7 separate regions of the Homo sapiens genome follow, and regions 1, 3, 4, 5, 6 and 7 are each linked to region 2. A link is a contact called in ENCODE Hi-C or POLR2A ChIA-PET data. All regions are on one chromosome and are shown on one strand. The core of a region is the stretch at or near the end of the contact, and the rest is flanking DNA. Distances in the headings are between cores, read along the strand shown. Region 1 holds the start of ZHX3 (zinc fingers and homeoboxes 3). Region 2 holds the start of SRSF6 (serine and arginine rich splicing factor 6). Region 3 holds the start of UBE2C (ubiquitin conjugating enzyme E2 C). Region 4 holds the start of PLCG1 (phospholipase C gamma 1). Region 5 holds the start of TOP1 (DNA topoisomerase I). Region 6 holds the start of ACOT8 (acyl-CoA thioesterase 8). Region 7 holds the start of PCIF1 (phosphorylated CTD interacting factor 1).

Region 1 (3,633 bases), core at 260-2,759, 2.1 Mb before region 2:
ATCTTTCCAAGGCAGCAACAGAAGGGCCCTTTTCATTCATTTTCTATGTGTCTTTGATACTATTTTGCGCTTCTGGATTTTTCCACTGTATGTCTCTTAGAAACAAATTAAGCTCGAATAAGTTGTTCCAGCTAATGAAGTGCGCTTTTGGCTCCTTCTCCGTGGTTCAGAATTATCCGGCAAAATACCAATTGTTTTAGGATGCATTTTCTCTTAGTTTTGAAATATTGCAATACTAAGTTACCACAAATAAAGAGCATTGAGATAACAACACACAAGAACGTGTATAAATGGAAACTACTGTAATCCTTTTTTAAATTAAGGACGTGTGGACGCCTCATGAATAAACATTTAGGATATCTGGATAAATATATACTATGTGTTCACATAGATAAAAACAGAAAGGAGCATTCCTTCCTACCTCACTCCCCCACCCCAAGTCACATAAGTTTCTCGCAGGGCACAAGCCCAGGGCAATCACTGCTCAGAAATGTAAACCATGCAACTCAAAATGACTCAAGCCCTCAAACACTCCCCACCTAAGTCCTACATCCCATCCACTCCTCAATCACTTCCAACAGGCTTCCCTGAATGAAAATCCCAAACTGGGAAGGCTTAACAAGCTCCAAACTCCACTCACACGCCACTCAGGGAATCCGAGGACCTGGGGCCCACGTGTAGTGTTTTCGCGTGGGCAGACAAGGGTCCCAAGATTCAGGGTGCTACTGTACCCCGAGTGGTTCGAGTCCTGGCTCTGCCGCCTTCACTGGTCGAGCTGACGCTCTTTACACCGGGGGCATGGGCTGCCACATCCCAGCAGAGTGCAAGGGCCCTCGGGCGTGGACGCAGGCGGCTCTCGGGTGCACACGCGGAACGCACACTCGGGCATGCACTCTCACACGGTCAGGCGGGCCTGCGCGAACGCCCCCGCTTCCCCTCTACCACCCCCTTTTGCGCCTTCTACGATGGTGGCACGCGGGGCTACCCTGACCCCTAGGACCCCTGGACGCCCGCTCCTGGAGCCCGGGGGGTGATGACAGATGGCGGAGGGCGGGGCTCCGGGGGGAAGGGGCGGAGCCTCTCAGCATGGGGGTGCTGGCGGCTGACAGAAAGACCAGGGGCAGCCGGCGGGAGGGGGCTGACTGAGACTGCGGGCCGGCCGCGGGCCAGGCGTGGCGGGAAGGAGCTCGCGCAGACACAGGGTCTGACAGGCAGAGAGAGATACAGACACCGGGGACTGACAGCCGCGGGGGCACGCGGGGCCGGCTGGCCGTGGCGGGCGCTCACCTGGCAGCGGCGGCGGTGGCGGCGCCCGCGACCGGGCCGCTCTTCCCGCGCTGCGGGCCTCCCTCCCCGCGGCCGGGCGGGCGGCCGGCGCAGGCCCCGCAGAGGCGGCGGCGGCGGCGACGCCGGAGCCGCGGACTGCTGAGCGGCGGGGACGCAGCTGCACCAACCGACTCCGGGCCGCTCGGCTGGGCTCGGCCGCTCTCGGAGGCGCTCGGCTCTGCTCGGCCTTGCACGGCTCCCCTCGGCCTTGCTCGACTCGGCTGGGGGCGTGGCCCAGGCCCCCCAGTCCGCCCAGGTCGCCTCTGGCGGCCGCGGGGCGGGGCTTTCGAGCGGGTGCGAGCCCCCTGACGTCGCGGGGAGCGGACCTTGCCCCCGGCGCATGCGCCAGCACTCCTCCTCCCCCCTCCTCCCCGCCCCACCGTGTGGAGGCTGAAGAAGACGGGGAAGGAGGCGCTGGGGGCGGATGCTGCGGTCCCAGAGGTTCCTGGCTTTTGTACTCCATATCCTGCTCTTTCCAGAGGACCACTTAAAGAAGGTCACACCAGGTTACACTTTCAAAAGGATGTGTGTGTAGGCTGGCAGGGGCTCTCGCTCCTGTCTGCCCCCACTCCTCCAATTCCAGTGTTTCCCAACAAGCGTCGACTAGGAGTGGTCTTTTATCCAACCAAGGGTTCACTGCAATTTTTAATATTTTCTGTTTTCTTAAGAATAATAACAAAAAAACTAACTCTTGATCACTGTTTTAACATTGAGTCTTCAAGTACTTGAACTTTCAAACATCAGTCAGCCTCCTCGAGTCCACTAATACCGTCCTTTCTTCATAGCTGTTGTATAACCTGTAATGCCTGGGATGGGGTTGGGTTCTTTCCTGAATTCTCGTCACATGATCCAGGCACCTTTTTAGTTATGGAACCAAGTCTGCAGCAAATATGCTCAGAAAGTGGCTCCCACCTTTAGAATCCAGTGATTAGTAAACAGCAGGAGCTCTACGGTCTTGACACACCTGGATGGGAATCCCAGATCTGCATTAATCTAGCAGGTTAATAATTGTCTGAGTGACTTTGGACGTGTTAATCTCTCAACTGTAAAAGGGCAATGAAACATGAGTAAATCAGTAGAAATATTAAAAGGGTTAAATGACACCACATATAAAGATTTCTGCACAGTGCTTGGTGTTCAATAAGTAAGGCTGCCTTTAACTTCAAGTAACTTTAGAACCTTCAGATCCTGAAAACCAGGGAGCATATACACAAGTGTGAGCGATGTGTCCAAGTAAACAAGTCGATAGTCAAACACCCATACGTGGCACCTTAGCTTGCTCCTTTCACAACCTTCCCTACCTCAGTTCATGTCAACTCCATTCTTCTGATGACTCCAGACAAACCATTGGAGTCATCCTGGACTCCACTCTCCCTATCATATCCCACATGCAACCCATTAGAAAAGCCTGTCAGCTCTACCTTTAAAATACCCCTTTTCCTCTTTCCTGGAATATTGTAGTAGCCTCCTGCCTGTTCTCCACGATTCCACTGTGCTCTCATGGTGCCTTCTCTCAACACAGAAGCCAGAGGGATCCTGTTGAAACCTAAGCTCAAAAGCCCCCAGAAGGTTTCCCATCTCAGAGTAAAAGCCAAAAAAAAAAAAATATGGGGGCAGTGGGGTGGAGAGTGGGACACAGTCTCACTCTGTCTCCCAGGTTAGAGTGCAGTGGCCCCATCACAGCTCACTGCAGCCTCAACCTCCCAAACTCAAGCAATCCTCCCACCTCAGCCTCCCAGGTAGCTAGGACTACAGGTGCACGCCACCATGCCCACCTATTTTTTTCATTTCCAAAATGTGGTTTTTTTCCCAAAGGCTTCCAAGATCCTATGTGTCTGCCCTTCGTCCACTTATACTCTCCACCTCTCTAACTGCACCTCCTTCCACTCGGCCTCCTCATTGCATGCCAGGCACACTAGCCTCCTTCTTGCTCCTGGAATATGGAGGCTCACTTCTACTTCAGAACCTCTGTACTTGGTGTTGCTTCCTCCAGATATCAGAAAGGCGTGTGCTTTCCAAGTTTCTACTCAAAAGTCACCTCCCCAGACTTTCCCAGACCACTCTACTAAAGTATCAAGTCCCAACTCCAATCACTATCCTCTAAGCCTGCTTTACTTTTCTGCCTAGCCCTTCTAACCTGAATATCATCTATAATATCTCTGAAGGTGGGAACTTTGTTTTTCCCATCTTCAACATCTAGAACATGGGTCGACATGTTCAGGTACTCAATAAGTATTTCTGGGATGAATGAGAATGTATATAGGTTATACTGCTCCAATACAACTTCATTTATTCAACAAACTTTTC
Region 2 (3,828 bases), core at 990-3,489:
ACATGGTGAAACCCCGTCTCTACTAAAAATACAAAATTAGCTGGGCGTGGTGGTGCATGCCTGTAATCCCAGCTACTCGGGAGGCTGAGGCAGGAGAATCACTTGAACCCAGGAGGCGGAGGTTGCAGTGAGCCGAGATGGCACAGGTGTGAGCCACAGAGCCTGGCCTGGGCTGCGTTCTTTCAGGAGGCTCTGGGGCGAATCTGTTCCCTCGTGTCTTCCAGCTTCCAGAGGCTACTGGCACCCTTTGGCTTATGGTTCCTTCCTCCATCTTCAAAGCCATTAACTTCGGTTGTGACTTTCTTACAGCCAATCACTCTGACCCCAATCCCAGCCTCCTTTGTCACATCTGCTTCTCTGACTGTGGCTCTCCTGTCCCCCTCTTGTAATCACCCTTATGATCACATGGGGCCCACCTGGACAATCCCGGGGCATCTCTGCATCTCAAGATGCTCAACTTAATCAGATCTGCAAAGTCCCTTTTGACATACAAGGTAACATCTTCACAGGTTTCAGGGATTAGGATTAGGATTAGGACATAGACATCTTTAGGGGGAACCCTTATTCTGCCTACCGAGGTGAAGAGGTGAAGCCGGCTGGGCTTCTGGGTTGGGTGGGGACTTGGAGAACTTTCCCGTCTAGCTAAAGGATTGAAAACACACCAATCAGTGCTCTCTGTCTAGCTAAAGGTTTGTAAACACACCAATCAGCACTCTGTAAAAACGGACCAATCAACATTCTGTAAAATGGACCAATCAGCAGGATGTAGGCAGGGCCAAATAAGGGACTAAAAACTGGCGGTCCAGCCAGCAGTGGCAACCCGCTCGGGTCCCCTTCCACGCTGCGGAAGCTTTGTTCTTTCCTTCAGGCAGGTTGGAGTCTTGCTTTGTCACCCAGGCTGGAGTGCAGTGGCATGATCATAGCTCACTGCAGCCTCGAACACCTGGGCTCAAGAGATCCTCTTGCCTCAGCTTCCCAAGGTGTGGGGATTACAGACTCGTATTTTTTATTTATCTAACTTTAAGCACGGCCTCTACCTCCCCCAGTCGTGACAAACAACGTTTCCCTCTAGACTTCCAAATAGCTCCAGGAGGACAAAACCCCCCTTTTTCAACCCGAAGCTTAAGGATATTGAGGTTGCACCACTCAAAACAGAGCAGGAATACATAAATATCTAAAGAGCTGGTGTTATCTCAGTGATATCCCTTTTTTTTTTTTTTTTTTTTTTTAGCTTCGGCGGTGACACCTACTCTCCTGGTCTTCTCCCTACCTCGCTAGTCACTCCTCCCAGTCTCCTTTCCTGCGCTTAAATTTCAGAGTACCCCAGGCGTTGGCCTGGGTCTTCCGCTCTCCACTTAAACTTACTCCTTTGAGGTTTTCAATCTGGTTCTACAGCTTTAAATAGCATCTCCATTGATAAACTCACAAAATAAGGCACTTTCAAGTCAGTGGAGGAAATGATAGTATTGGGACAAAGGACTTTCCATACACGGGAGAAAAAAAATCGTTCGTCGCTGTGGGAGGGCTGCCGGGTCTCGTCCACGCTCCCTTTTGAGCACCTACAGTGAGCGTAGGATTGCCACGGATAGCCCAATCCACAAGTGAGTCAAGCTGCCAGGGCTCCAAGAAAGACCCATGGAGGGAGAGGGGAACGTCCGGGGAGGCGAAGGCTGCGAGTGAGACCCGGAGAGGCTGATGTCGGCGGGTCTGCGCGCTCGCAACGCGACCTCCGCCCGGTCAGCAAGACCTCGGCGCGCGATCCTCAGATTCTGCGAAACAAGACAAGCGACTGGGTCCGAGACCGCGGTCCCCATCAAAACGAGCATCAACCAATCGCTGGGAGAAATCCGCAGCCTCGTTTTAAGCCACCAAGCAGAGACCGCGGCGACCTATTATGATAACCTCGAGAACCAATGAAAAACGGGGATTCGCTCAGCCCGCCTCCCGAGCTTCAACCCCGAAGAGATCGCGCACAGTTTTATAAAAGGTACAAATTAGAAAGCAGTTCTGCGGCTGGATTAGAGACATTGTGTTTTCAAAGACGGTGGGGAGGGCTAGAGAAAAATCCTAGAAGCTAGCAAGACCGCACTACACCGAAACGTCGCGGGCAACGGACTCGCCAGTCACCATCTAGCCCAGGGACGACGCGGGACGGACGTGCCGCTGCGCGCTGACATCACGCTCCAGGCCCCGCCCCACCGGCCGCCCATATAGCGAAAGCCTGGCGCGCGCGCGCGCCATTGTGTGGCTGGACTCGGCCGCCCCTGTGGTGTGAGGCGCGTGTTCGGGCTCTTGCCGTCCCCGCACCCGCACCGCGGTTACTGGCTTGCGGTCCGCCGTTCGACAACCAGCCCTTGGGTCCCCGCCCGCCACGGACATGCCGCGCGTCTACATAGGACGCCTGAGCTACAACGTCCGGGAGAAGGACATCCAGCGCTTTTTCAGTGGCTATGGCCGCCTCCTCGAAGTAGACCTCAAAAATGGGTGAGTCGGGCCTGGGCGCCCGCGCCCAGCGTCCCAGGCCTGGTGGCGGCGGGAACTCTCCAAGGAAAGAAGCGGCCAAGGCCGCGGCGCCGCGTGGCAGGGCCTCAAAGATGGCGACGGCGCGGCGTCGCGGGGGCGCGCGGTGGGGTACGGGCGCGCGCACGTGCGCGTCCTGGCTAACGACTCCCCCGCGGTTGTCCGGCCCTCGCACCGCCCCTAGGTACGGCTTCGTGGAGTTCGAGGACTCCCGCGACGCCGACGACGCCGTTTACGAGCTGAACGGCAAGGAGCTCTGCGGCGAGCGCGTGATCGTAGAGCACGCCCGGGGCCCGCGTCGCGATCGCGACGGCTACAGCTACGGAAGCCGCAGTGAGTCCCACCCCCGCGCGCTCCGCGCCCTTGGGGACCCTGGGGGCGGGGGTGGGTGGGGTGGGGCCTCCCAGCCCGGGCAGGCGCGAGGGCCGGGGGTCGTTTGACTTGGGTGTCCCCGAGCCCCGCTGCCTTCACGTCTGCCCGGGGCAGCCATGGGACGCCGGAGCGCGGGGATTGGGTTTGGGTGTTTGGTTTTGTTTATTTGCCAAGTTGGGAGGTGGGTGGCTTCTTCTGGCCCCTTGTCAGCACTGTCACGGGTTCTTCCCACAGAGGAAGTAAGGGGTGGCTGTATTTGTTGTATTCTCCTTACTTACCTATCAGTGCATTAGTTAGAGGTTCGGGGGCAGGCTCGGGTGGAGGTGGGGTAGGGGGCGCGGGGGACGGGGAAGGGGAGGAGCATAAAGTATAGGTCTTAAAGCTATGGAACTTGATGGGGGCCAAAGAATGTACTATTTTTAAGTAATGTGGTATTGTACCACAAAGTAGATCTAAATAAGCTTTATGCTGTATTTGAACTAATTGGGGCATGTTATTGGGAGGAGGTTGGGGGGATTTTTGGTTATGTTAAATGTTTGATGTTTAAATTGTTGCATGTTGAATTCAAACTTTTTAACAAGTCCTTGATGTTTCAATTTGAAAGTGACCAATGGGGCTGAGGCTGTGTCCACTGAGGCTAAGATGACTGCCTTTCCTGATTGGCCTTGGCTTTTCCATACATTGTGTGACCCTTGCCCTATGACCCTTTGGCTGACCTTACCGGAAGCCATGACGACAGCAGCCTTTTGCCATTAGACGCAGGGTGATGGTGAGGATTCCAAGGGTTAGACAAAACTGGTTAATCTGAACTAGGTGACTGTTACCTTGCGTGTTTTGTGGCCAAACCACCACCAAAAACCTCACACTGTGATGTAAGTACTTAGTGTAAAACTAGTAAACATTTTTGTAAAATGTAGAAATGCATGTAATCAGTTA
Region 3 (3,532 bases), core at 196-2,695, 2.4 Mb after region 2:
CGGGTCCCCTGGCCACACTTGGCAGCCCTCCTCCAAAGCCCTCTTCCTCACGTGGCTGAGGCCACCGCTGGGACTGCTCCTAGATGGATCTCAGCGGCATTAAGCTGTGCCTGAGCGAGTTTGTAGTGACTCACTGCACAGCACCCCCAGACTAGCATGTGGTTCTATATTTGTAAAGTTATTGGGATAAGAAACAATTAAACAGTTTGTAGTAAACACAGATGGTGAACCTGCTGTGCCCTCTACCTTGTGGGAATTGACAGAACATCAAGGGCTCTAGAAGTGGGTGTAGGAAAAAAGGACGAGATAACCCTCACCCATAACAGTATAGAGCCAGGCTTGATAAGACCAACCTGGGAGCACCATGTACCCTGCCCGTCTTCCCTTTGCCCATTTGTAGTTTCCTTACCCAGCTAATGTAAGGACATGGCAGAATGCGATGGAGTTTGATGACAGATCATATGAAAAATAGAGTTGGCTTTTATTGCTCCCATTTTACAGGTTAAGATACTAAAGGACCCGCCCCAAGGTTACACACTACCCACTGGGGAGGTAGGATATACAGGATATGAACCTGTGTTGTTGGGGTTTTTGTTTGTTTGAAGACAGTCTTGCTCTGTTGCCCAGGCTAGAGTGCAGCCTCTGGCTCAAGCGATTCTCCCGCCTCAGCCTCGCCAGTAGCTGGGACTACAGGCTCGTGCCACCTCACCAGCCTTTTTTTTTTTTCTTTTCTTTTTTTTTTTTTTTCTTTTAAGTAGAGACAGGTCTCCCTATCCTGTTGCTCAGGCTGGTCTCGAACTCCTGGGTTCAAGTGATCCTCCTGCCTGGGCCTTCCAAAGTGTTCGGGATTACGGACGTGAGCCACTGCGACCAGCCTGAACCAATGTTGCCTTTTTTTATTTCTGTCATCTCTGCGGAGATGTATGGACCTATGTTTTCTAATAGGGAGCCTGCTGCTCTGGCCATCAGCCTTTAGTTTTTCCCCTCGCTGGGATTTTCAGATACTTAGGACGCAGCAAAGGTGCCCAGGCGATTATAATGGTGGGAGGGTACCAGTGCTGCAGGATTGGAGGCACTCCCTGCCCGAGGGAAATTGGATCAAGGCTGGGCGTGCCGAGTGTTCCCACGCGGAGTAAGACGTGTAGCCAGAAGGAGGGGTTCATCCCACGTGGACGTTTTCTTGGCCCTTTAATGGTTAGCGTTTTCCAACGGCCACCAATTCGCTACGGATTCGTTAGTTAATGGCAGCATCATCTACCAATCGGTTGTCAGAAGCGGGATTCTGCCGCCCAATAGCGGTGCGCCAGTGGGTAGGTCTAGCAGTGGCGCAGCAATAGAGCGCTCCGGAGCGTCTCATTGGCTGGATCAAACCCAAGCGAGCCATTGATTGGTCGACGCCCCCAGAGGGTTACAATTCAAACGCGGGCGGGCGGGCCCGCAGTCCTGCAGTTGCAGTCGTGTTCTCCGAGTTCCTGTCTCTCTGCCAACGCCGCCCGGATGGCTTCCCAAAACCGCGACCCAGCCGCCACTAGCGTCGCCGCCGCCCGTAAAGGAGCTGAGCCGAGCGGGGGCGCCGCCCGGGGTCCGGTGGGCAAAAGGTGAGTGATGCGGCCTACCACTCGCCGGGCCTGCCATGCCCTAGGCATTGGTACCCAGAGCAAAGATTTCTAGGACCACCCCCCGCCGCCACCTCCTGGAGCGGGAGATCTGCGGGTGCAGGAGAACACACCAGGAGCTCGGGGCCTGGCATTCCCCTGGGCATGGGTGTCGAGGGCGGAGACTTCCGGGACTCCCACCTCCTTGCGCGGGTGAGATTCGAGAGATGGGGGACAGGCCAGGAGCTCAGACCGCTCTTTGAGACTCTCCCGAAGGAGAATGGGAGGGTAGGGGCGCTGCCAGACTCCTTCCCTGGTGGGCCTAGATGAAGACGCTCAAGGACCCTCGTGACTTGGCCGAGACAGGGGAAGGGAGAAGTTGAGTCGGGCAAGGAAGAGATGCTAAAGCCTGGGGAATTAAGAACATGCCAGAATCATCCCGAGGGAGTCTGGAATTAGGGAGGGTGAGGACTCGCTAGGATCGTCCTGTGGATCTGGTGAGTATACCCTGAGCTGAGCCTGACCTTGGTGATGTGGGGAGCCTCCATGACGGCTCCCCCTGAGATTCAGGTGGGAGAAGATGCACCGTCTGGAGGCCTGGCCCATCCAGACTCCCAGGTAACCCCGAATACTCTTTTTTCAGGCTACAGCAGGAGCTGATGACCCTCATGGTGAGTGATTAAGTGCCCAGAACCCCAGCCTTCCATCCAATTTTCAGTAGCCTCCTTTTTTCCGTCAGCTTTTTTGCTAGACATAGGGGTAATGTAATTTGCTCCCTCCTGGGAAAGAAGTTCATACACCCCACCTACACCATTTCTTCCAGCAGTCCCTCCTCCCAATTCCATCCCCCCACACGAAGTTATCTCGAACACTTCCCTGAAGTCATACAAGACCCTCCCTATCCAGTGTGTCCCTACTTCCTAGCCCCAACCAAGCTTTACCCACACCCAACTCCCCGCCCTTCTTGGTATTTCTAGCCTATGAATTTGGTTGCTTTATTTTGGATCAGAGTGATGAGATTAAGGGGAGGCTGGGCGCGGTAGCTCACACCTTATAATCCCAACACTTTGGGGGGCTAAGGTGGGCGGATCACTTGAGGTCAGGAGTTCGAGACCAGCCTGGCCAACATTGCAAAACCCTGTCTCTACTAAAAATACAAAAATTATCCAGGCATGGTGGTGCATGCCTGTAATTTCAGCTACTCGGGAGGCTGAGGCACAAGAATCATTTGAACCGTGGAGACAGAGGTTGCGGTGAGCCGAGCGCACCACTGCACTCTAGCCTGGGCGACAGAGTGTGTGTGTGTGTCTGTCTCTGTCTATCTCTCTCTCTCAATCTCTCTCTCTCTCTCTCTATATATATATATATGTAAATATATATTTTTTAGTAGAGATGGCATAACCCCATCTATATCTCATATATATACACATATATATGTGTGTGTGTATACATATATATGTGTGTGTGTGTATGTGAGCATATATATATATATATATATATATATATAAAATTAAGGGGAAAGCTCACCCACTGACCTTTGCTATGCCCAAAAGTGTACTCCACATTCCAACAAATGTGTTTTCTCCCCAGATGTCTGGCGATAAAGGGATTTCTGCCTTCCCTGAATCAGACAACCTTTTCAAATGGGTAGGGACCATCCATGGAGCAGCTGGAACAGTAAGTGTAGGGCTGGGATGGGTGAGTGAGTCTGGGGAAAGGTGGGAAGTGAGATCCAAGTGCGAGCTCTGCTTCAAGCCTTTGGCGGAGCAAGACACTCCTCCTGTGACTGTTTACATTCTCTGAGCCATGTGGCCTTGTTCTTTCCCTCTGTGCAATAAAGGGTGGGTTTAAAGCAGGGCTGCCTATCTTAGATGTTTACATGGGGGGACAGACAGCAAGGAAATGGATGAAGTGAGGACTTTGGCCAATAGGGCCAG
Region 4 (3,935 bases), core at 1,436-3,935, 2.3 Mb before region 2:
TCATAATTGTCTTTATGTAACAGAGTGTTTATTTAATGTCTGAACTCCCAGAGAGCTGGCGCTGTGTCTCTCTTGTGCTCCTCATGTTGTCAATGCCCAACACAGAGAAGAGCAGGGTCCACAGAACTTCAAGCCTAAGCCAGTTCAAGCCACACTCTGTGAGCACTCACGTTCTGCTGGATTCCCTGTGCCCAAGGCCAGCGGTGAGCATGCCTCCCCTCACCCATGCTGATTAACCAGATAGCCTCCATGCCCACTGACTACTGACCACCAGGACTTACCTAAGCCAGTGGATCTCCTGTGAGGCAGAAAACTCATGGAGTCAGGCCGACTTGGGTTCTAGTTCCCACCTAGTCATGTTATGTGGCTTTGGGGCAAATTGTAGAACTTCTCTGAATCTCTGTTTCCTCATCAGTAAATTGTGGACCATCATTCCTGATTAGAAGATAATTATGAGGATCAGGTGTGACCACAGGTGCACACCTTCAGCACAGGGTCTACGCTAGCTCCGTCCCGCCCACGTAAAGACCTGCCACTAGGTGGCAGTCCATCTCAGCTACCCCACCGCTCCTTACTCCACAGAGGCTGGCTAGGACAAAGGGTCTCAATGTCATGCTGAATTCTGAGCTTCTTAGGGGACGCACTTGAGGAAATCAACGTTAACACACAAGTTTCCACTACAGCAAGACAAAGTCAGAAGCAGCAGCCCCAGGTCACTATCCAGCTGAGTGGGTTGCCTGAGCACACGCTCTTACAAACTCTAGTCTAGTCCTACTATCTCACAATTCCCAGGAAGCCTGGCTCTTTCTCTGGCATCAGCTGGAAGCTCTGTTGGGCTTCTCACCTCTGAAATGCAGTAAGTTGTCCTGCTGTGCCTGGCAGCCGACCCACTGCCTGGCTCAACATGTCAGACAGGCTCCACCGCGACCGTGGGTGTCCTCAATTTTGGCGGTGCTGACAAGGGTAGATAGATTGCAGGGGTGAGTTTCAAGAATGGCTTCAGAAAGACAAAGAGTATGAATTATATTCCATAACCAGAAAAAGGCCTTGTGGCTGGAGAATGGAGAGTGAAGGATCACTTGTGAGAGATGAAACTGGTGAGATGGGCAGGTCATATAGAACCTGCTAGGCCAAGCAGGGAGTGTGGATTTTAGGTGCAATGGGAATTCACGGAGGGTTTTAGCCTGGATGTAGGGGATCATGATTTAATTTCATTTTAAAGATTTAAAGCATGATAAATCCAGGCAAAACCAAACTGATAGATCCAGGCAAAACCAAACAAGGTGAGTAGTCTGGGTGACAGGAGATGGGGCCTTCAGCTTGTGGGCTGAGTGACAAGGTCTTGATGGATTGGAGGTGAGGCAAAGGGAGGAATCAAAGTTAGCTGCAAGGTTTTTGACCTTCCAACTTAGAGAAGTTTAGCGCCGCGTTCTGAGAAAGTGAAGACTGTGGAAGGAATCGTTTGGGGAGGGAAGGCGAGCTGTCTAAGGGGGGGGGATGTGGAACATGCAGTGGGATGCTGGGGCCTGGAACGTAGGGGAGATGCAGGTTTGGAGTCACCGGTGCCTGTGTTGTTGGGCAAAGCCAGGGGAAAGGTCAGGTCGCCTTGGGATCTGGCCTAGCACTGAGTGCAGAGGAAGAGAAGCTTCTGAGATCGAGAGGCAGCGGCTACAGGAGGAGGAAGAAAGCAAGGCGGGGAAAACCAAAGTTCAGGAGAGCATTTGCAGGAGGGCGCTGCGGGGTAGGGTCTGAGTCGGAGCCCCGAATCGGACTCGAGTCCTGTCGCGTGGGGACGGAGCGTGCAGAGGCCCATGCGAGGGACAGACACAAAGGCCCTGGGAGCTGCAGGTCAGACCACTGGACAGCGCGGCCGCGGACCTAACGCCCCTGTAAGGGGTGCTCACGCTTGGGGGGAACTCTCCGAAAGAGAGGACCACTGAAAGCCACCCTGGCAGCAGGGGCGGAACAGACAGACGTGGGTCTGGCCGTCGCCAGAACTGCCTGCGGACCAGCCCCGCGCTGCCGGGGGGGCGGGACATGTCGGCTGTCCATCAGTGCCCGCGACCAATCCGCAGGCAGCCCCGCCCCCGCCCCTCCCGGGAGAGGGCGCGCGGAGGACCCGCCGCCGCCGGTGTGAGGCGGCCCGTCCTGGCTCCCTTGTCCGGGAAGCCCGCCCAGGTAACTGAGTTTGGCCGGGCATTCCCGGAGGACGCGCCATCCCCTCACGTCCCGTCCCGGTCGCTGCATGGGCGGTGTTCGGGACGCGGGGGCTGCGTCTGTGCGGGACCGCGGGGTAGCGGCCGCCCGTGCGAGTACGCCTGACTGACGCGCCGGCCGCCGGGCCTGCGGCCTGTGGGCGGGGCTGCCGTGCGTGACAGGGCCGCTCGTGGCCGCCGGGCTGTGTCCGGGGCCGCGTGAGAAAGCTCTGCGGGACTGAGGGCTGGGTGGGTCGACCGGGAACGGCGCGCGCTCCCGCCGCCATCGCGCCTCCGTCCCCGCCTGCGGCCTGTCTGGGGGTCGCGGGGCGCAGGCGCGGCGGGCCGACGGGCGGGGGTCCTCCCCACGGGTGCGCGGGCGCCTTTGTTCCCGGCGCCGAAGCGGGGTGGGGCCTCAGGGCAGCCCCGCCCCGCCGCGCTGAGGCCCCGCCCCGTGTCCGCCTGCAGGAGCCGCCGCCGGGTCCCGCTCGTCTGCCGCCTCAGCCTCAGCCCCAACCTCAGCCGCCGCCGTTGCGCTTGCTCCCGGGCGGTCCTGGCCTGTGCCGCCGCCGCCCCCAGCGTCGGAGCCATGGCGGGCGCCGCGTCCCCTTGCGCCAACGGCTGCGGGCCCGGCGCGCCCTCGGACGCCGAGGTGCTGCACCTCTGCCGCAGCCTCGAGGTGGGCACCGTCATGACTTTGTTCTACTCCAAGAAGTCGCAGCGACCCGAGCGGAAGACCTTCCAGGTCAAGCTGGAGACGCGCCAGATCACGTGGAGCCGGGGCGCCGACAAGATCGAGGGGGCCAGTAAGTGCGCCCACTTCCTGCCTGGGCCCGCCCCGCGCGGGGGTCGTGGGAGCCCGGCCCGACTGCTTGCACCCCGGCCGGCCGCCCCAGCGACTTGGGCAAACTTTCGGGCCCTCCCAGACTCCCTCCGGGCCCCGCCCCCGCTTCGTCTCGGGTGGTCACTGGGGGCGGGGGGCATCCGGGTCCTCGGTCACCTGACAGGACACCCCCCCTCCCCCAGCTGGGGGGAGTGTTCCAGGCGCTTTGCCCTGAGGCCTAAAAATCCTCGCGGGCTGGAGACCTGCGGTGCAGGCATCGGGCCCCCCAGACCCTGGGAGTGGTGGCGGCGTCGGCGAGGGGAGCTAAGGCAGTGGCCCCCACCCTGCACGGGAACCTGGGGCCTGACCAGACGGTCCCCGCCCACTCTTTATCCAGAAAGAGCAGTCTGTGAAACTCTCCGGGCCCCCAGGCTGGGCTCTTATTTGCAAAGGAATCTTTGGGTTCCCTAAGTAGAACTTAGGCAGATGTTGGGTAGGGCTGGTCTTGGAGCAGAGCTGGGCCTACTCATCTCCCTCTGGGGGAGAGGGAGGAAGGTGGTCTTGTTTGGTTTGGAGAAGCCTGAGAGAAGCCAGTGGCTGGAATTTTTTTTTTTTTTTTTCTGCTACTTTTGTCCCAAAGCTGGGTTTTGGAGGCCTATGTGGGTGGGCAGACACTCAATGCCAGGGCAGGGACTCCCCTTGCCCTGGGAAGCACGTTCCCAGGAGATGGGCCCCATAAAGGCCTGCCCCAGCGCCTTGGAGTCAGGTATTCTTCTCAGGAGTGCAGCTAGTTTGTGAGTCTAGCCCTTTGTCCTCTGTCCGGTGGCTTCAGGGAGCGGGAGCGGCTTCTCTTAGTTTCCTGCCTTTTCGCCTTCCCAGGCCTGAGCTTGGCTGCTTTTGCGCTGGTCTCTAGTGGG
Region 5 (3,493 bases), core at 270-2,769, 2.4 Mb before region 2:
GAGAAGATCACTTTGGCAATTGTTGGAATGCAGTTTACGAGAGGGCCAAGAATGGAAGCAGCAATCCCTGTTAGAAGTGTAGTGTTTTGGAGTGCGGTGTTTTTTGTTGGTTTGTTTTTTGTTTTTTTTAAACCAGGTCTCACTCTGTTGCCCAGGCTGGAGTGCAGTGCAGCCTCGACCTCCTCCTCGGGCTCAGGTGATCCTCCCACCTCAGCCTCCCGAGTAGCCGGGACTACAGGCACATGCCACCACACCCCGCCAGTTTTTGTATTTTTTTGTAGAGTCAGGGTTCTGCCATGTTGCCCAGGCTGGTCTTGAACTCCTGGGTTCAAGTGATCTGCCAGCCTCGGCCTCCCAAAGTGCTAAGATTACAAGTGTGAGACACCACCCCCAGCCAGCACATTGTATTAATCCAAGCAGGAGAACGCAGACTTCAAAGGCTTATGGGCAGCAGAGAGAAGTAGATGAAGCAAAGAGATGCAATCAGCGGGACTAGTGGGAAATGAGGGAAAGGAAGGTGTCAGGATGGGGCTTTTTCTAGCTGAGTGGAGTTCAGTTCATTCCCAGAGAAGCTTGAGAGGTATCCAACTATAGATGCAAGGTAGCTGGCTGTTGGTCCCTTGTCTTTAGGACAGTTTGACTTTTGTAATACAGGCGACCTCACAGAGCTATTGTGAGAATTCAGAGCTGGGCACAGAATAGATGCTCTATAAACGGTAGTTCTATTCCCCATTTGCCCCGTCCTCCCAGCATGCCAGGGATACAGGGGCGGATAGAGACAGGTTCAGTTCCCTTTGGTCTCTTGCATTCCCCCTTCCCTCAGCACAATTCCTGGGCTCATAGCGGATGCTCAATAAGTATTTGTAGAATGAACCAAAGAAATCAGACCCTTGGTGACCCAGGGCTACATGTACTCGGCGGAAAACTGGGGTTAAACCGGACCCTTGGTTGGTTGAAAAATTAAAATAATTTTTAAAAAGTGGGCGTGAAATAATCCAGAAGTTGGAGGGCCTGGACAAAGGCTGGGGAGGGGACTCCTCCCACCAGGCGGCCTCAGGGTCGGCTTAGCAAGAAAGGAGGCGCTGGGGAGACCTCTGGGGTCCCAGCTGCCAAGGTACTCGCCGCTCCAAGGAGATGCGGACGCCGGATACCAGCTCTGCCCAAGATTGCTGGGTCCCGCCGCGGCCTTTAAAGGCCCACCACGTGGCTGCGCGGCCAGCCCTGGTCCGGAGGCGGTGCCCGGGTGGCGCCTGCGCACTGCCTAGCAGAGGGGCTGGGGTTCCGAGAAAAAGCGTCTGGAGAGGAAGGGGAGGCTGCTTGGGGTGGGACGCCGTGGGAGGAGTCGGCTCCTTATGCAAATCACAGCGGAGCGCGCACGGTCCGGAGGCGGGGCTTGCGATGCAAAGACAGGTCCGTCTGGCGAACAGCGAGGGGGCGGGCCGCAACCCTCTGCCTCTTTCCGCGAGCGCTGACGTCGCCGACGTGTTGTTTAAAAGCGGCCGCGCAGGCGCAGTGAGCCCAAATGCGAACTTAGGCTGTTACACAACTGCTGGGGTCTGTTCTCGCCGCCCGCCCGGCAGTCAGGCAGCGTCGCCGCCGTGGTAGCAGCCTCAGCCGTTTCTGGAGTCTCGGGCCCACAGTCACCGCCGCTTACCTGCGCCTCCTCGAGCCTCCGGAGTCCCCGTCCGCCCGCACAGGCCGGTTCGCCGTCTGCGTCTCCCCCACGCCGCCTCGCCTGCCGCCGCGCTCGTCCCTCCGGGCCGACATGAGTGGGGACCACCTCCACAACGATTCCCAGGTACGGCCCGGCCTGACCCTGGCGGCCCCGGACCCCGGCCTGGCCGTCCCGCGACCCCCGGCGCAGGCCCCGACCCCAGCCCCGGCCCGGCAGCTTTGACAGGCCGGAGCCCCCGGTGAGGGGCCGCCTGCCGGAGTAGATCGGCTCGCTAGGCCGCGAGCGAGGGCCGCGAAGTTACAGTTCGAGGCAGGGATGGCTGCCCTCTGTGGCCACCCCCGGGTCCCCGTCCTCCCCGGGGGCGCAGGGTGAGCCAGACCCCGGCCGCGCGCGCTCGCCGCCGGAGGGGTTAAAGTGGCTGTTGTTTGATATTCTCTCCTTTTCTTTTTCCAGATCGAAGCGGATTTCCGATTGAATGGTGAGTGTGCCCCCTGCGCCGACTCCGGGGCCCCCCAGCCGCCGGCCGCCTCCCCCGCGCCCTGCCGGTGCCGGGCAGAGGACAGACATGGCGTCCCAGAGACTAAGTCCCGGCTCCTCGCTCACCGGCCCCATTGTTCCCATCGGGCCGCCTCTTGACCCCCTTTCCGGGGACCCCAGCTCCTCCAGATCCCGGCCCTCCCAAGAGGGGACAACGGAGACCCCGTGTCGTCCGCCACCGGGCCTCGGGCGGTCTTTCCGGGCCGGGATTCCTCCCGGGAAAGTCGCCTTGTCGACGGTCGGGACTTAGTCTCTGCGCCATTTTCTTTTTCTCTCTCCTCTCCTTTCTGTGCCTGTGTCTCTTTCTCTCCCTCCCTCGGCTCTTTCCTTGAGCTGCCCAGAATGAGCTTTCTGCAGAGCAAAGCCGTATAAATCACATACTTCACCAGAGAGGGAAGGCTGGGGGACTGAATTATTATTTTTTAAACTTTATTTTGGGGGTTATTCCCTTTATGCTTCATGTTTGTTTCCTTTTCTGCTTCCAGAATGAAAGATTTCCTTAAGCAACTGTTAATTTTTTTTTTGATAGGCTGTTTATGATAGGAATTATGGCTCTAAAACTAAAGCCACGCTTTGTGGAGTTCTTTATATTTCCAGGTTGTTTTTCCCAAGTTACGTTCTTTGCAAAGGTAGCAGTACCTCCCTAAAGAAAGTTTGCAAGTTCTCTGTGGGTCACCCAATGTAAATGTTGGATTTTTAAAAAATTATGTTAGTCACTGGAACTTTTCATTGTGGTCGAGGTTCCCAATGCAGTGTTTTTCTGGAAACGCAGTTTAGTGTACTTGTTGGAAGGAAAGATTGTTGAGCATCTCTTGTGGACCTGGTGTGTTGGCCTTTTCGTTTGGGTTGTAAGGAGGAAAAAAAGATTTTATTTATTGAAGCAAAGAGTGTCCAGTACCCACCCCTGCTTCCTGTTCATTCTTTTTCACGAGCCACTGTTTTTCAGGAATCAAGAACTGGCTTTTTTTTTTTTTCCCAATTCTTTATGTTTTTGAACCCTTTTCAGCCAAATCAAGGCATTTATTCTTACTGTATTTCCACTTCAGTTACCCAGGGAAGAGTCCTCCAATAAAAAGCTCATCCTTGCAGGCTTTCGAACAACCCTGTTGAAGGAGAAGTTACCTTCTGTAGTGTGCTGGGAATTCCCACTGATTTTGATGGTACATAATCCTGCTCAATTGAGTTTGGGTTCCGGGAACCTCTCCAATGGGAGAAGTTGATGAGTAGGTTTTCTAATGTTGTAATCAGCAGTCCATCATGTTAGCCTGCTCTACTGAGAGC
Region 6 (3,948 bases), core at 589-3,088, 2.4 Mb after region 2:
AGCAGCCTGGCCAACATGGTGAAACTCCATCTCTACTAAAAATACAAAAATTAGCTGGACGTGGTGGCATGCACCTGTAATCCCAGCTACTCAGGAGGCTGAGGCAGGAGAATCACTTGAACCCAGGAGGCAGAGGTTGAGGTGAGCCAAGATCGCACCACTGCACTCCAGCCTGGGTGACAGAGCAAGACTCCATCTCAAAAAATAAAATTAAATAAATGTATAAATGAATAAATAACAAGAGCCCTCAGACATCAAGTCTAACTCCTTCAGTGTACAGATGAGAAAACTGCAGCTTGGCCCCAGAGATGAAAATGCTTGCCCAGAATGTAGGCCCATTGGAAGCTGAATAATTATGTCTCTAGCCTCCCACGTCCCAGCTGTTTGGCATTTTCTGTAACAATGAGTTATGAACAGCCCTCCATGACCTGGCAGGTGGCTCTCGCCTGTAATCAATCCCAGCACTTTGGGAAGCCGAGGTGGGAGGATCGCCTGAGCCCATGAGTTCAAAACCAGCCTGGGCTCCAAAGTGGGGCCTCATGTCTACTAAAAATAAAAAAGTTAGCTGGATGTGGTGGCAAGCGCTTATGGTCCCAGCTAAACGGGAGACTGAGGCAGAAGGGTCACTTGGGCCCAGGAGGTCGAGGTTGCAGTGAGCCATGTTCGTGCCACTGCACTCCAGCCTGGACAACAGGGCCAGATCTTGTCTTCAAAAACAAAAATCAAATAGCCCTCCAAGAAGTTATTTACAATTCCTTAAGTGGAAGGAAGGGAGCTCAAAGTAAGATAACTTCCAGTAAAGCCAGGAGAAGCCTTGGAGGTCAAAGCTGTTAGAAGCCTTGCTGCAGGGGGCTGGGCGCGGTGGCTCATGCCTGTAATCCTAGCACTTTGGCAGAGGTGGGCAGATTACAAGGTCAGGAGTTCGAGACCAGCCTGGCCAACACGGTGAAACCCCGTCTCTACTAAAAGAAGTTAAAAAATTAGCTGGGCTGTGGCGCGCCTGTATGTCCCAGCTAATCAGGAGGCTGAGGCAGGAGAAATGCTTGAACCCGGGAGGCGGAGGTTGCACTGAGCCGAGATCGCACCACTGCACTCCAGCCTGGGCAACAGAGCAAGACTCCGCCTCAAAGAAAGAAAGAAACCCTTGCTGCAGTCAAGAACTTCAGCGATGCTGGGAAAGAAAAAAACATGCTTAGGCCTCAGAATAAGTAATGAGAAACCAGACCCACCAAATGGTACTGGGGGCGGGATATTGTGAGAAGAAAAGGATACTGAAGACACAAGGAGCTGCGGCGTCGGTTTTAAGGCTGATCCATCAGCTGTGTGCCCTTGGGCAAATCACTGCCCTCTCTGGGCTAGCTCCCCCGTGAAGGCTTAGGGCAGGCTGCCGAGCAGGGTCTCTCAGGTCACCACTATATTTGCTCAGCTGTGCAGACCTCGCAGCGCGGAGAGGAAGGGAGGAAGCCAGAGCAGAGAGGACAGCTCTGTTGGGGGCGAGTTCTCTCCTAATCGTGGCAGAGGGTGCATCCCACGCAGAGCCATACTAGTCCCGGAGCCAGGGGCCCCGGGCGGCGGCAGTCAAGATCAAGTTTCTGCCCTAAAGGAGGGGATGCTGGGCAGGAGCTGCCGGCTACCTGAAGAGATCCTCGTCCAGCGGCTCGAGGTTGAGCACGGTCGTGACCAAGACGCTACGGAGGTCCCCAGGGGGATCGCCGCGGTCGCCACAGCCCTGCCCATCTTCTGGGGCCTGCGGGGACGACATCTAGTTCAATGCTGCAGGCCCTGCACACCCGCTCCGCGGAAGACGCGGAGACATACACAGAACCTGACTCTTCCGGCAGATTGCCCTAGTAACCGGAAGTCTCCTGCAGACCCCGGGAAGGAGGAATCTAGGTTATGATTGGTCAGGACTCCTGTCAGTCCGCTGGTGGCTGTGGCCCTCTTTCTCTAGCAATTGGAGAAAATGAATGCCAATCTGCGAATCCTGTGTGTGACTGGATATGTCGCTGAGGAGGCGGAACCTCGGGACTGGATAATATGGACTGAGTGTCATTTCCCCTGTCAGATAGCAAATACACCCCCTTCCTCTTGTAACCCGGTCAGGCCTAGGGTTCCTCCCTGAGTTCCAGAATAGGCCACCCAGTTGGGGCGGACCCTTAAGGCATTCTGGGCCCACGCCTGCCTATAAACCCTCATAGTGTGACCTTTGACCCCTGGTGTGATCTTGGGCCCGGGCTGGGACCAGCCCCTAGTGTGGGTTGTGGGGGCGGCCATGGAGCTGGGCAGCTGCTTCAAGACCTATGAGGACTTCAAGGAGTGCTTCAGCGCCTACAAAAGGGAGAACAGGTGCTCCTTCATTCTCAGGGACTGCGTCTCCGTCCGCTTCCACAACCTCAACCATGGCACCTCCATCCGCGAAGACATCCTGTAAGGGCGGGCGGGGCGGGGCGGGCCAAGAGGGTGGGGAGGAGGCTGGACCTCCGGAGGGCTGCCTGGAGGAGGAGGGGTGCATAGGCACGCATTGGGCTGCGTGGCCATTCATTCAACAGGCACTCATTGAGCACCTGCTGTGTGCCTTGTGAAGAGAGCTAAGCCTCCACGGCCATTGGTTTTTGACCACCCACTCCACTTTCACTCCATTCACAGGCTTTTCTGGAATTTATAACTGCAGTTTCTCCCATTGTTTTGAGCAGCTGCAGCAACCCAAATACAAAGTATGGCTTTCATAAACGGATAAAAACACCTTGGCGATAATTTCCTTCATCAGTCTCCTCTTTACAAAACAGTCACATGGTCGTTGGAATGTTCGTTCATTCATTCATTCAGTTTTTAGTTCTTATATATTTGTTGAAACAGGGTCTCACTCTGTCCCCCAGGCTGGAGTGCAGTGGCACAATCAGCTCACTGAGCCTTCAACTGCTGGGCTCAAGCGATCCTCCCACCTCAGCCTCTCAAGTAGTTGGAACTGGAGGTGCACGCCACCATGCCTGGCTAATTATTTGATTTTGTACAGACTGGGTCTTGTTATGTTGGCTAGGCTGTTCCCAGACTCCTGGACTAAGCGATCTTTCGGCGTCTCAAAGTGTTAGGATTACAGGCATGAGCCACTATGCCTGGTCTATTCATTCATTTTGTAAATGGTTTTTGAGCTCCTTATATTAACCGTTTTCAAACACTTTCCATGTGCCAGGCAGTGTTCTCTATGCATGCTTTACCCTGCAGGGCTTTTTTTTCAGAATTATAGATAAATGTTATTTTTTTGCATTTGACAGATGAGAAGATTTGACAGATGAGAAGTCAGGCTTAGAGGTTAAGACAGGAGTTGAAAACTCAAATGCCTTCAGGGATTAGGTGAAACAACCCAATGTAAGAAAGTTTTAACTTTGAATTTTACTTTAAGAAAAAGAATGATGAAATAGCAACCAACACCAGGTCTTTGTGCTAGGGACAACAGAAGTGTGAAATGGGCCAAATGGAGAGTAGATGCCATCTAATCAGCTCCAGCTGATGGCTGCCATATGAAAATAAAGATCTAGTGTTGCCAGAATTTTGGGCAAGAGTTGTCAGAAATCCACACTTTATGTGGATTTTCCCATTTAAAAAAATTGAATCAGTTCAAATTTTAACTCAGAGCATGCGGGCCAACTCAGAGTTAAAGCATATCCGAGTTTGAGACTTGGATTGAGATGCTCAACCAAAGCTCCTCAATTAGACAGCCAGGCTATATTCTTTCCACTGTTCTGAAGTCCAGTGCTATGCTGGGTATAGGTGACATAAAGATGAATAAGTGTTCAAACTATCCCCAGAGAACTAGGATAAACTTGAACTCAAGCAAACTGGTGTGTGATAAATGCTTTAAAAGGAATGTGGAAAAAAAAAAAAAAAAAGAAATGTACGGAGAAAGAAATGAATGACAAATGCCTGGGAGGTGGGGGAAGTCTTCACACT
Region 7 (3,643 bases), core at 1,144-3,643, 2.5 Mb after region 2:
CCCCTGCCCCTCGCTCCAACCTGTTTGCTCATGTGCAGATTTAGGTAATAATTCACAGAATTCCATGATAAAACAGAAGACTAGGCACTTGGGATGTTTGGTATCTTGGTTATCAATTAAGAGAATCTGAACAATGAATGAGAAAATACTTTGAAAACATAAAAGAATAGATAAAAGGCCGGGCGCGGTGGCTCACGCCTGTAATCCCAGCACTTTGGGGGGCCGAGGCGGGCGGATCATGAGGTCAGGAGTTTGAGACCAGCCTGGCCAACATCGTGAAACACCGTCTCTACTAAAAATACAAATAAAATTAGGTGGGAGTGGTGGCGGGTGCCTATAATCCCAGCTACTTGGGAGGCTGAGGCAGGAGAATTGCTTGAACCCGGGAGGCAGAGGTTGTAGTGAGCCGAGATCGCGCCACTGCAATCCAGCCCGGGCGACAGTGCGAGATTTCGTCTCAAAAAAAAAAAAGGGTAATAATCACTACATGGTTTTTAAACTTTAGTGAAAGCGCGGGCTAGCTGGGGGGCATGAGCATGGAAAACTGGTTATCCCGTAGGTCAAGAGCGACCACGTAGTTTACTGCCCAAAGCAGTACTTTTTTTTGAGACAGGAGTCTCACTCTGTCGCCCAGGCTGGAGTGCAGTGGCGCGATCTCGACTCACTGCAACCTCTGCCTCCCGGGATCATGTGATTCTCCTGCCTCAGCCTCCCGAGTAGCTGGGATTACAGGCGCGCGCCACCAGGCCTGGCTCATGTTTGTAATTTTAGTAGAGACGGGGTTTCGCCGTGTTGGCCAGGCTGGTCTTGAATTCCTGACCTCAGGTGGTCCACCTGCGTCGGCCTCCCAAAGTGCTGGGATTACCGGGGTGAGCCACCACGCCCGGCCCAAAGCAGGGCACTTCTGAAAAAGGAGGCAATATTAGTAATTATGCCAGGGCAGCAGGCATAAATCAAAGCTGGCCCCCCACCCTTCCAGAACTGAGACAGGACCCAGGAGTCTGGTTTCCCATCAGGCCTCTTATCTGAACGAGAAGCTCTGCGAGGGCAGAACTGCTGTGCCTATATAGAGCTGGCTTATTTCTGGAGGGCTCAAATCTACTTGGAGCAATGCTCATGCCACTGTGAGATGATCACGGCTAACCGATTCAGCACTTAGGAAGCGCCAGGTATTGCGCTGAGGACTTCACATGCATCACCTGAGTTAATTCTCACCAAACCTTTATGAGGTAGGCGGATTTATTATCTTCCACTGAGGAAACTAAAATTTAAATTGGTTAACTCCTTCAAGGCCACACATTTTGGGTGGAGGAGCAGGGATTGAAATCAGATGAGGATCATGAACCCTCGTTCTCAATTACTACTCATATCGGTGCCTCCGTTTTTCTTGAGCGTCCGCCTGCCTGCCCCCACGCTGGCGTGCAGCCAGGACCATGGACATCTGAGAGGCTACTCAGCCGGGGTACCTACAGCCCCTGGCTCCACACAAGCGCCGGTCTGACAGCAGGTGGCAAGCTTTTCCTCTTCTCAAGCTAGCACTGGAAGGGATGCTTGCTGGGGAGACCGGAGATGGGTGGAGCTACCACTCGGACGCCTGCAGGCTCCTACCAAAAAGAATCCTGCAGGGAGCCGGATGAGGAGCACCTCACAGCTGCCAGTTCCCTGCCAGGCTACCCGCTGTAGCTGGTTTGAGGGCTCAGTGAGGCTTTGAACTGCAACTAATGGCCACAGATGTCAATGTTGGAAAGGCCCTACAATGCATTTAGTTGATTTCCCAACTCTGCCGAAAGCCATCTCTATTACTTGCCCCCGAAGGCTAGTTTAAGTTGCTTCTACTCAAGAGCATTTACAGCTTGGGTTCGATGTATATGTAGCCCGGGCATGGGGCAGGGCTTCTTAACATTTGGACACCACGCAGCACAAAGGCCCAGAGAGGGAAAGAGACTGGCTGGAAGAGGCAGAGCCGCGCGGGTGCCAGGACCCAGGTCCTTGCTACGTCCGGAGCCTACGTCACCACGATGCCTCCCCTGGGCCGGCGGCAGAACCCGAGACCCCCGCAGGTTCTAAGACAGCCCCCACGCCCCCCAGTGCGCACGCTCAGTCCAACCCCGCCGCGCACCGCCCACCGCGAACATCCGGCTCCTGCGTGTGTGCTCGAGGGGGAAACTGAGGCGGGGACGTGCCAGTGAATTCATTCCTTCCTCAGTCCACCCGCAGGCCTACAAAGCTGTCTCCCCTTCCTCAGCGCCACAAGGAACAGCAGGGACGGATGGGAAGAAGGGGAGGGGGCCGAAAGCAAGCTGGGTGCGAGGAGCCAGCCGACCCTGCCACACTCAAGATGGCGGCGCGGCCGCGGCGAGGTCCCTCAGAGGCGGTACCAGCGCATGCGCAGCGCGGAGTCCCGGCCCGGGACACAAGATGGCGGCAGCGGCGCTGGGGAGGGCGAGGCGGAGGCGGCAAAACGGGCGGTCGAGCAGAACGTGTAGCCGCGTCCCCTCCAGTCCGCTCCGGGCAGGTAAGAGTCCCAGGAAGCCATGGTCCCGCAGCGAGCCGCGCCAGGGTCTGGGGATCCGAAGCTGGGGGGCGGCGGCCCCTCCGGCGCTTTCTGCTCGGGACTGCCGCTTGCCCTGTCTCTGTTGCCGCCGCCATCTTAGACCCGCGGGTGGGCGGCCGCGCCGGTGGCCGAAGTGAGGGAGGTGGGCCCGGAGAGCCCCAGCGGAGCGGGCTCTAGGGCCCCTCCGCTGCTGCCGCCGCCACCGCCTTTGTGTCGGGCTCCGACTCTGAGTCGCCTCAGCCCGGGGGCGGGAGCGCGCGGCGGGGCGGGGGGCGGAGCCCGAGAGATGGGCCGGCGCGCGCGCGCGCGCCAAACAGCCCACCCTCGCTGGGGTAGGGGGAGGGGAAGGTGCGCGCGCGCGCGCGCGCTGGAGCTCGCCTCTCGCCTTCGTGCGCCGTCGCGCCTGCGTACTTTGTTCGCCCTTTGACTCCTCCCTACTGGGCCGGAGAATTCTGATTGGTACATTGCGGAGATGGTCCCGCCCCACGTGCCTCCAATCCCGGACTCGGACTCTGGCTTCTGGTGGGTTTTTCTGGTTGCGCAGATAGAGTTGTTTATCCTTGAGCAGCGGTAATTCTCAAACTGCGGTATGCGTGGGGGTCGGGAAGCCACAGGATAAATAAAGACGTTAACTTAAGAGCAGTTATGTCTTACTGGGAGCGTACAATGCTGGACTCTACATATAACGGTCGAGTGATTCCGGTTTATAAGCCGGAAAGCAGAAGGGCCCGGAATCCGGGTCTGTCCAACCCAGGGGCTGGTACTTCGGCCACAGACCTGCTGCGCTCAAGTCACATAGGAAATTAAAAATGGTTTTAATTGCAAAAAATGGGTACATTTTTTCAAATAGTGTGAAAAAATGAGTCATCCTGTCTCCCAGTCACTCTTACGGTGCGTTTTAAAAATACAAATTCTTGTGTGCCTCACCTCCGTATTTATTTCTGGCTTCTGAGATGCGCAGTGAGGCACAGGAGTCTGATTTTTTTTTTTTTTTTACAAACTCCAAGATGATTCTGATGCACAGCTGGCTTTGGAAATACTGCAGTGTCCCCATTTAGCCTCACACTAAGCTGTGCCGCTTGTGCGTAT

The links. A loop is a pair of places that touch in the nucleus more often than their neighbours do. ChIA-PET counts read pairs that join two places held with the same protein, here RNA polymerase II (POLR2A). Pooled maps may share reads with other maps.
Region 1: a loop to region 2 is called in a map of B cell, with 11 times the contacts of the local background. The contact joins the promoter of ZHX3 here to the promoter of SRSF6 in region 2. A Hi-C loop is called at or near these places in 2 of 168 maps with a recorded cell type or tissue (B cell and gastrocnemius medialis) and 9 of 50 pooled maps. POLR2A ChIA-PET finds 5 or more read pairs at or near these places in 4 of 52 experiments (HepG2, MCF 10A, Panc1 and 1 more).
Region 3: a loop to region 2 is called in a pooled map, with 10 times the contacts of the local background. The contact joins the promoter of UBE2C here to the promoter of SRSF6 in region 2. A Hi-C loop is called at or near these places in 7 of 50 pooled maps.
Region 4: a loop to region 2 is called in a map of chondrocyte, with 5 times the contacts of the local background. The contact joins the promoter of PLCG1 here to the promoter of SRSF6 in region 2. A Hi-C loop is called at or near these places in 1 of 168 maps with a recorded cell type or tissue (chondrocyte) and 8 of 50 pooled maps. POLR2A ChIA-PET finds 5 or more read pairs at or near these places in 3 of 52 experiments (A673, HepG2 and activated CD4-positive, alpha-beta T cell).
Region 5: a loop to region 2 is called in a map of CD8-positive, alpha-beta T cell, with 8 times the contacts of the local background. The contact joins the promoter of TOP1 here to the promoter of SRSF6 in region 2. A Hi-C loop is called at or near these places in 2 of 168 maps with a recorded cell type or tissue (CD4-positive, alpha-beta T cell and CD8-positive, alpha-beta T cell) and 8 of 50 pooled maps.
Region 6: a loop to region 2 is called in a pooled map, with 19 times the contacts of the local background. The contact joins the promoter of ACOT8 here to the promoter of SRSF6 in region 2. A Hi-C loop is called at or near these places in 5 of 50 pooled maps. POLR2A ChIA-PET finds 5 or more read pairs at or near these places in 3 of 52 experiments (GM12878, OCI-LY7 and activated CD4-positive, alpha-beta T cell).
Region 7: a loop to region 2 is called in a map of CD4-positive, alpha-beta T cell, with 7 times the contacts of the local background. The contact joins the promoter of PCIF1 here to the promoter of SRSF6 in region 2. A Hi-C loop is called at or near these places in 1 of 168 maps with a recorded cell type or tissue (CD4-positive, alpha-beta T cell) and 10 of 50 pooled maps. POLR2A ChIA-PET finds 5 or more read pairs at or near these places in 4 of 52 experiments (BJ, CD4-positive, alpha-beta T cell, CD4-positive, alpha-beta memory T cell and 1 more).

The regions. Positions count from the first base shown.
Region 1 is chr20:41,316,222-41,319,854 of GRCh38, forward strand. It overlaps ZHX3 (zinc fingers and homeoboxes 3), which reads right to left and starts at 1,510. Exons shown (of 4, transcript NM_001384317.1): 1 at 1,288-1,510. RefSeq lists silencers at 1,030-1,319, 1,330-1,779 and an enhancer at 1,890-1,939.
Region 2 is chr20:43,455,657-43,459,484 of GRCh38, forward strand. It overlaps SRSF6 (serine and arginine rich splicing factor 6), which reads left to right and starts at 2,240. Exons shown (of 6, transcript NM_006275.6): 1 at 2,240-2,484; 2 at 2,705-2,853. The coding sequence starts at 2,378. RefSeq lists enhancers at 1,577-1,896, 1,957-2,116, 2,038-2,985, 2,417-2,516 and silencers at 2,657-2,756, 2,767-3,026.
Region 3 is chr20:45,811,199-45,814,730 of GRCh38, forward strand. It overlaps UBE2C (ubiquitin conjugating enzyme E2 C), which reads left to right and starts at 1,446. Exons shown (of 6, transcript NM_007019.4): 1 at 1,446-1,598; 2 at 2,239-2,266; 3 at 3,186-3,272. The coding sequence starts at 1,498. It overlaps DNTTIP1 (deoxynucleotidyltransferase terminal interacting protein 1), which reads left to right. Exons shown (of 13, transcript NM_052951.3): 13 at 1-220. RefSeq lists a silencer at 1,249-1,438.
Region 4 is chr20:41,134,858-41,138,792 of GRCh38, forward strand. It overlaps PLCG1 (phospholipase C gamma 1), which reads left to right and starts at 2,686. Exons shown (of 32, transcript NM_002660.3): 1 at 2,686-3,001. The coding sequence starts at 2,785. LOC124904903 (translation initiation factor IF-2-like) reads right to left here and starts at 2,656. Exons shown (of 2, transcript XM_047440629.1): 1 at 845-2,656; 2 at 1-435. The coding sequence starts at 2,482. The coding sequence ends at 1,901. PLCG1-AS1 (PLCG1 antisense RNA 1) reads right to left here and starts at 3,143. Exons shown (of 7, transcript NR_109889.1): 1 at 2,857-3,143; 2 at 845-954; 3 at 282-435. RefSeq lists enhancers at 1,201-1,985, 2,770-3,554, 3,476-3,575, 3,724-3,803 and silencers at 1,956-2,945, 3,066-3,325.
Region 5 is chr20:41,027,303-41,030,795 of GRCh38, forward strand. TOP1 (DNA topoisomerase I) reads left to right here and starts at 1,520. Exons shown (of 21, transcript NM_003286.4): 1 at 1,520-1,798; 2 at 2,129-2,153. The coding sequence starts at 1,766. RefSeq lists silencers at 1,219-1,570, 1,791-1,860.
Region 6 is chr20:45,855,554-45,859,501 of GRCh38, forward strand. It overlaps ACOT8 (acyl-CoA thioesterase 8), which reads right to left and starts at 1,839. Exons shown (of 6, transcript NM_005469.4): 1 at 1,635-1,839. The coding sequence starts at 1,762. ZSWIM3 (zinc finger SWIM-type containing 3) reads left to right here and starts at 2,061. Exons shown (of 2, transcript NM_080752.4): 1 at 2,061-2,427. The coding sequence starts at 2,273.
Region 7 is chr20:45,932,290-45,935,932 of GRCh38, forward strand. PCIF1 (phosphorylated CTD interacting factor 1) reads left to right here and starts at 2,394. Exons shown (of 17, transcript NM_022104.4): 1 at 2,394-2,515. It overlaps LOC107985388 (pre-mRNA-splicing factor cwc22-like), which reads right to left and starts at 2,782. Exons shown (of 1, transcript NR_171669.1): 1 at 1,205-2,782. RefSeq lists enhancers at 320-1,012, 1,295-1,444, 1,704-2,395, 2,396-3,086 and a silencer at 2,715-2,924.